3 separate regions of the Homo sapiens genome follow, and all the other regions are linked to region 1. Evidence: chromatin loops called from intact Hi-C (ENCODE). Cell type or tissue: heart left ventricle. All regions are shown on one strand. Region 1 has its middle 23 kb from the start of MRPL17. Region 2 holds the start of SMPD1 (sphingomyelin phosphodiesterase 1). Region 3 overlaps DNHD1 (dynein heavy chain domain 1).

Evidence for each region. A loop is a pair of places that touch in the nucleus more often than their neighbours do. Peaks named below come from ENCODE experiments on the same cell type or tissue, not always from the same donor. Only the 100,000 strongest peaks of a DNase experiment are listed, where the experiment ranks them.
Region 2: it touches region 1 in a loop (2.5-fold over the local background); 11 of 110 quality-filtered maps call a loop at or near these places.
Region 3: a loop joins it to region 1, with 11 times the contacts of the local background. A loop is called at or near these places in 74 of 110 quality-filtered maps.

Annotation. Positions count from the first base shown.
Region 1 is chr11:6,704,709-6,707,208 of GRCh38, forward strand. No RefSeq gene overlaps it. Among named protein-coding and RNA genes, the nearest start is that of MRPL17, 23 kb to the left of the region's middle. In heart left ventricle, a CTCF peak has its summit at 1,405 (motif pointing left); no DNase peak of the experiment used is centred here; H3K27ac peaks cover 441 bases.
Region 2 is chr11:6,388,844-6,391,343 of GRCh38, forward strand. SMPD1 (sphingomyelin phosphodiesterase 1) reads left to right here and starts at 1,631. Exons shown (of 6, transcript NM_000543.5): 1 at 1,631-2,073. The coding sequence starts at 1,756. LOC124902624 (a long non-coding RNA gene) reads right to left here and starts at 1,513. Exons shown (of 2, transcript XR_007062573.1): 1 at 1,264-1,513. RefSeq lists a silencer at 1,348-1,847. In heart left ventricle, no CTCF peak of the experiment used is centred here; a DNase peak (open chromatin) is centred at 1,548; H3K4me3 peaks cover 1,848 bases; H3K27ac peaks cover 2,026 bases.
Region 3 is chr11:6,530,235-6,532,734 of GRCh38, forward strand. All of the region lies in intron 12 of DNHD1 (dynein heavy chain domain 1), which reads left to right. Among named protein-coding and RNA genes, the nearest start is that of DNHD1, 34 kb to the left of the region's middle. In heart left ventricle, a CTCF peak has its summit at 1,220; no DNase peak of the experiment used is centred here.

The sequences.
Region 1 (2,500 bases):
TGCAGGTGTGAGCCACGACAACTGGCTGAGACTAACATTTATACTGCTTATATCTAGGCCCATGTCTGTGAAGATATCCCTGACATCTAATCAGTTATCTCTCAATTTTTGCCAAAATTTCCACCTTGCATTTCCATGTCACGAATTATATTTATTCTATCTTCTATTCACAATTTTTTTTTGAGATGGAGTCTTGCTCTGTTGCCCAGGCTGGAGTGCAGTGGTGCGATCTCAGCTCACTGCAACCTGCACCTCCCGGTTCAAGTGATTCTCCTGCCTCAGCCTCCTGAGTAGCTGGGATTACAGGCACCCGCCACCATGCCTGGCTAATTTTTGTATTTTTAGTAGAGACAGCATGAGCCACTGCACTGGGAATGTTCACATTCTTTCCAGCAGTTTTTGTACATCTTTGGAAGAATATCTATGTCCAAATTACTTTGTAAAGCTCTGGGTCCTGTCGTGGCAAAATTGTAGATATATAGGAAATGTGGAGTGAAAAACTGTCACACTCAACCTGTGCAAAGATGTATGTTCAGGCTGGGCATGGTGGCTCATGCCTGTAATCCCAGCACTTTGGGAGGCTGAGGTGGGCAGATCACCTGAGGTCAGGAGTTCGAGACCAGCCTGGCCAACATGGCAAAACCCCGTCTCTAGTAAAAATACAAAAATTAGCTGGGCATAGTGGCATGGACCTGTAATCCCAGCTACTTGGGAGGCTGAGGCAGGAGAATCGCCTGAACCCAGGAGGCAGAGGTTGCAGTGAGCCGAGATTGCGCCACTGCACTCCAGCCTGTGTGACAGAGTGAGACTCCATCTCAAAAAAAAAAATTATGTTCAAAGATGTATGTTAACTGCAGTGCCATTTATGAGTGAAATTTTGGAGTATATATATTATACATTGCCATGTATGCAAAATTGTATGTTTTCCACTATGTGTCCATATGCCTAGAAGGATGAGTATAAAAATGTTCACCAAAGTTAATCTGGATGACAGGATTTTGGGTGTCTGATTTTCTTATGTTTTTCCACATTTTTGAATTTTTTCAATAAATGTAATATTGTAAAAAATAAGAAAGCTTTTCAAAAATTTCATCAAAATTGCATTCATTTTCTTTCTCCTATTTAAAACTCTTGAACACCTCATTTCACAGTGGTTCTCCACCGGGGCAATGCAAATGTTTCAGGGACATTTGACAATGTCTAGAGACATTTTTGTTGCCATAACTGTGAATAGTGCTACTCACATTTAATGGATAGAGGCCAGAGGTGCTACTAGACATCTTATAACGCACAGAGAGTTTCCCACAATAAATTATCTGGCTCTAAATGTTAACTATGCCGGAGTTGGGAAATCTCAGAATTCATTATCCTGATAGGCTCTTTATCACCATCTGGTGGTGAGAGAAGTGCCTGCAACTCCCATGTAGTTTCAGCCAGAAACCAAACTAGGGCCTCAGAAAAAAGATGGGAGGCCCTAAGAAGGGTAGCTATAGTTACAAAGGGAGGTAGAAAAAGAGCAAGTTAATTCATGGCTGAGAGGGTCTGTGATGCTCTTACTAAGAACTGTAGTTGCTCCTGACGCTGCCATTCTGTATCTATGAACGCTATATTATGATTTCCATTTTCCTGCCGCGCTGGGACTCCAGAGACTCAGAAGAAGGAAGTTAGATGCTGAGGCAGGAAAGGCTTTGGGGAAACTTTATGGATTTAATGTGGTTGATATAAGGGGGTAATCTCTACTTGCATCCATAGGTGCCTCCCCATTACATAGGATGATAAAGCTTTAGCTGTGCCAGGAACAATTCTAGATCGCAGCATGTGGGACCAAGTCAAAGCTCCTTGTTTTGGCTTGATGTAACCGTTACTTCCATTTCACTTTTCCTAAGGGATGCATTTGCAAGGCCTAGGCTTCATTCCTTGACTCCACCCCTCCTACCCCCAATTCGAAAGCCACGTAGAAGAAATATCTGTTCTTACTTGCTTATCAGTTTTACTTCTTTTATTTTCATCCACCAGTTTCCTGTTTTCTAATGATCACTTACTAATGAATTTCCCATCTGGCAGCTATGTCTCATGCTCCTCTCTGCTGCTCTCAACAGGGCTGTAGGCCACTTTCCTGCCTGCTGCTCACTTCTGAAAGATCTGTATTCTCTCACTCCTCAAAAGGATGCTGCTTTCTTCATACAGGTGTTGGGAAGAGGAGAATGTTGTATGCCCCTCATTTTCTTTTTGCACTACCTCTTTAGTATCCATCACCCCATTGTCCAAATCTATCTTGACATAGCAATATCTACCAATGCCTTGAAGTAGGTTGCAGGTTGATTTCCCCAAGAGCAGACGGTAGAACAGTGTGGAGGGCAAGATGTTTATTAGGGATCAACGCCTGTGAAGAAAAGGGGCAAAAGTAGGATTTGGCAGAGAAAGACATTGAGCCGTGATGCAGGCCTTACAAACCTTCCCTGAACCTGGTGGAGAGCTCTGTAGAGTGAAGACCAACAAA
Region 2 (2,500 bases), 320 kb before region 1:
GAACTATAAGGTGTATGGCATTTAATGGCTACTTGGCATAGCAAGTGGTTTCAAGAGATAATTACTTAGCTCAAAGAAGAGTGAGAGTGACTGTTGCTACATTTTAAATGCCTGTCTGGGCCTGATAATTTAAAGGGGCTCATCTTCCTTAGATAAAAAGGTTTTGTTTTGTTTTGTTTTTCATAGTACATAATCTTAAAAATGCATGCTAATTATTACTGTGAGTACTCTATCTGAGATGATGTCCCCAGAACTGGGGGGAAAAAACACTTGTAAAAAATTATCAAAGGAAAGAACTGACAGGACTTGATAGCTCTGAGGATTCCTCAGAAGCACTCGTCAAACAGCTTAGGGTTTAATTGCTATTCTGCCACTTAACTTCTTTGTGCCTCATCCTATCTGTAAAGGAGGGTAATAATAGTATTTGCAGGGACCAAGGGAAACTTTCCCTTCGCCCTCTGAAATTCTGCTGAAAAATCAACCCACAAAAAACAGATTAATTGAAGAAAAGGCATAGAAATTGTATTAATGTGTCCACGGGGAACCACAGAGTGACTACCCACTTCCCAGACGAGTTCAGAAGCTTAGGTGTCATTCAGGCAAAGGGGGTTGTGGGAGTGAGGGGAAGAGGAATTCTGCTGAGGGAGAAGGAATGGATCAGGGAACAGATTAACTAGCACATTATCATGTGAAGGGGTCTGTTCAGGTGTGATTATATTCTTGGTTTTGTAGGGAGGGGAAGAAAAAAACCGTTGTTCCTTTTGATGGGTCTGGACGCTAGGTAACGGCTTTGGGAGAGAGGGCGCGGGAGTAGGAAGGCCAGACACACCTTAAGGCTTAACTTAGTAAGTCAAACCACCATATTTTGGGTATGGATTTCTGAGCCCCAATATAATAGGTACTTCTTAGGGTTGTTGTGAGAATTGAAGATTATTAATTATAAAGTGCCTGGGTTGGTGCTTGGCACATCATAAACAACTCCATAAATGCTCGCTTTTACTGTCGTGGATACACGGAGGTGGGAGACCCAATTGGGTTCCCGCCCATGTTATTGGCCCCCACGGCTATATGGTCTTTACGGCTTCCTAGTCTCTTCACCATCTCTAAGGTTTGTTTCCTCATCTGAATCACAGGTGAGTGATTCTCAGGGTGACTCAAGAGGGCTGGTGCCAGTGGCAGAGCATGGGGAATCGAGGGAAGGCGCCTTCCTGTCAGAGGCAACACACCCAGTGGGAGGATCCTGCCCGCCCTGCTCTCTCCTACCTCCCCTTCCCGGGCTAAACGCTGGGGTCGGTCTGGCAGCTATTCCGGGAATCTGAGCGCGGATTCTGACAAAGGAGACGTCTTCCACCGACCACATCACATGGAGCTCCAAAGCACGAGCACGGCCTCCCGCGGCTGTGACCTCAAGGCGGAGCCCCTGGTGACCTCAGGGAGAGTCCCCACCCCCGCAGCCCGTGCGCCCGGGGCAGGGCGGGGGCAGGGAGAGGGGGCGGAATCGGGGCGGTCCCGGGAGCGCCCCGCCCCCTCCGCCTCCGCAGCGTTGACAGCCGCCCGCCACCGAGAGATCAGCTGTCAGAGATCAGAGGAAGAGGAAGGGGCGGAGCTGCTTTGCGGCCGGCCGCGGAGCAGTCAGCCGACTACAGAGAAGGGTAATCGGGTGTCCCCGGCGCCGCCCGGGGCCCTGAGGGCTGGCTAGGGTCCAGGCCGGGGGGGACGGGACAGACGAACCAGCCCCGTGTAGGAAGCGCGACAATGCCCCGCTACGGAGCGTCACTCCGCCAGAGCTGCCCCAGGTCCGGCCGGGAGCAGGGACAAGACGGGACCGCCGGAGCCCCCGGACTCCTTTGGATGGGCCTGGTGCTGGCGCTGGCGCTGGCGCTGGCGCTGGCGCTGGCTCTGTCTGACTCTCGGGTTCTCTGGGCTCCGGCAGAGGCTCACCCTCTTTCTCCCCAAGGCCATCCTGCCAGGTTACATCGCATAGTGCCCCGGCTCCGAGATGTCTTTGGGTGGGGGAACCTCACCTGCCCAATCTGCAAAGGTCTATTCACCGCCATCAACCTCGGGCTGAAGGTGAGCACTGAAGGGGCTGCAGTGGAGGAGGCCGAAAGGAGTGCTGGGGCTGGGGGCTGGGGCTGATGCTGGTGCGCTGGGCTCAGAATGCATCCCTGATGGAGAGGGTGGCATCTACAATCCATCACTGAGTTTGCTCCCCTTTGGGGACACCCATGGCTACATGCCACCATCACCCCATTGTGACCTTTGTGAAGTAAGAAAATAATGCAGACAGTGCCTGAGGAAGTCAGCTTGCCAAGCAAAGGCCTCATGCCACAGGCCGCTGAGCTAAAGAAGAAGCGATGGCCTGGTGCTGCCTGAGTTACAGGGCAATATCTGGAAGGCAAAGGTGTGCACTGAGCTTGGTGCACTGAGTCCTGCCCAGCCCCAGTTTGGAAATGGAGGCCCAAGGGGTGGTGGCCAGGGGTTGGCCTGGTTCCTCTGC
Region 3 (2,500 bases), 170 kb before region 1:
TCAACCCATCTCAGGTTCCCTCCTCTTGCCACTTCTACCCCTGCTAATTGAACGCCCAATTGTTGCTATCCCTGGGTCTCTGAGAAATCTGGCTTATGACCTAGTCTTTTACCCTCTTTTCTTTCTTCCTTCCCATGGGAAGGATATCTCATGCTATTGTGTACTAGCTAGTGCCTCAGCCTAGGAGTTCGCCACAGAGAGGCTCACAGCGGGGTAGATTTGGAAGCCAGTGATTTGTTCTTTTAGGAAATATGGAGGTTGTTCTCTTTCCTCACCTAGCCTCAAGGATGGCAATAGCCAATAGTATCTACTTCCTGTGAAGACTAGATCCTGTTGGACCCGTGGCTTCCCAGGCCTGCTTTCTTTATGAAGGTTAGAAGCCACTGGGGCCTGGAAAGAGTTTGCTTGTATGCCCTGCTTGCTTCGCCTTCCCTGTCTTGGCTCTCAACAGATGAAAGCACATGTATCATTAGGTATCCAGTGGGCCACTAAAACTCCCTCCTCTTGTACAGGGGGTTCAGGCGGGCAAGGCAGGAACCGGGAGGACGTTTGATTGTTTTGTCTTCTCTCTGGCCGTGTTTTGGTCAGGCTTTACTTCACTGCTGCTGAGAAAGCTTATTGTTGTTCTAGTTTGTTAGCTTCCTGATCCTCAATCCAGGACCAACTAGTCTCTTTAAGAGGAGCAGGTGGAGAGAAATGAGCACTGGATTTAGAACCCTGTCTGTTTTTCACTTGCTTTGTAACTTCAGATTACTGTGTTTTAGTTTCTTTATTTGTAAGCTGGGCATGATAACACAGTCACTCACAGGGTTATAGTAAGGATGACTAAGATATTATTTGCAATACTCTTAGCATTGAGTGTGGCATGCAGTAGGTGCTTAATATTTTTTTCATTTCACCTTATCCCCTTGTATCTACTCTCATCCTTCTTGCTGATCTAATTTTATCTAACCCTCTGACTTAACTCTGTCGTTTCTCTTCTTCCTGAACTCCCTTGAACAACAAATGGCGTAATTATACACTCTGACGAATTAGCTTCACCAGAAACTTGGGGTCACCCTTTACTCCTCCCTCTCCTTGACCTTACTACATCCAACCTGTCTCCAAATCCTTGTCATTCTTCTGCCCCCTAAGTATCTCTTAAATCTGTTTTTATCCATCTCCAGCTTCTAATCCCAAGGAGTCCTGGTATTTTATCAATGCATTGCTCCTTTATACCATACGGTGTCACTGTTGAGCTCCCATCTGCCTTCATCTGCCTGTTGCTACTGGTCCAAAAGCAGCACCATAAACAAACAAACAAACAAACAAGCAAACAAATGTGGCAGCATTGCAATGGCCTAGTTACTGTTATGTTCCAAAGGGACAGTGTGAAAAAGGATGAGTTTAGATCTTCATGTTCTGTTTGATATAGGTTGTCCCTCAATAGGCTTCCTCTCAGCAGGTTTTCTTATTATCAGGTCTTAGTACCCAGTCATCTTGGTTACTTCCTCCAAGTCTCTGAAAGTGACATACCCAGTATGTCTCAATTATCTGTCCCCCAAACTCACTATTTTACTTACTAGTTGCAGAGATGCTAATAGAGGATCGGTCAGTTTACTTTGCACATAACATAAAAAATATTTTTAAATACTTTTTATAAACATATATTTTTATGTTTACATTTATATTTATAACATAAACATGTTTATATTTAAAATATAATGAAGTGGAGCCATGCTGCCTGAGTCTGAATCCTTGCTCTGCCACTGTGTGATGTTGATCAAGTGACATAACCTCTCTGAGCTTCAGTTTGCTTATCTGTAAAATAATAGTATTTACTTCAAAGGGAATTTGTGAGGATAAAATATAATTAAAGTACTTGAAATAGTGTCTGGTATGTAGAAAGCACTCTATACTCTATTTGGTGTACCATATTTCTATATTGTATTTTTCCTATTCTGTGCATATTTTAACATCTCTGAACTTTAAAGGTGTCTCATGATTGAAGATGTGTTAGAGTTTAGATGGCATCAGTTTTTTTTCTTTGTTAGTGGTATATAAAATAATGGTGCTTCTTACAACGGGATCTTAGATTTTATGAGGTATCATATGGGTGTTATCCCTGCCCTCTGAGATAATAAAGTTGTTCATACTGCCAAGGGCAGCTTCCAGGATTACTTTCTAGCCCCTTATCCACCTGAGACTTTCTTTACTTTAATCCTTAAAAACAAAAGGCAGATCATACTACCTTCTTGGTCCCCTTCTTCTAGAGCAAGGGCAGTAAGACTCCAAAACCAGAATACTTTTATGTCTGCTAGGATACTCTGCTATTCACAAACATGTCATTTCCATACTGTTGCACACACTGTTTCATCTTTTTGGAGAATTAATACTCAACACATCCAACTCCAGTGTTCCCTTCTCTGAAGGGGCCTTGCCCAGCCTTCTCAGGATACCCCCCGGCACCCCCACCTCTTAGCTATACTGGCTGAAGGCTCCAGGCACTCACAGTGGATTT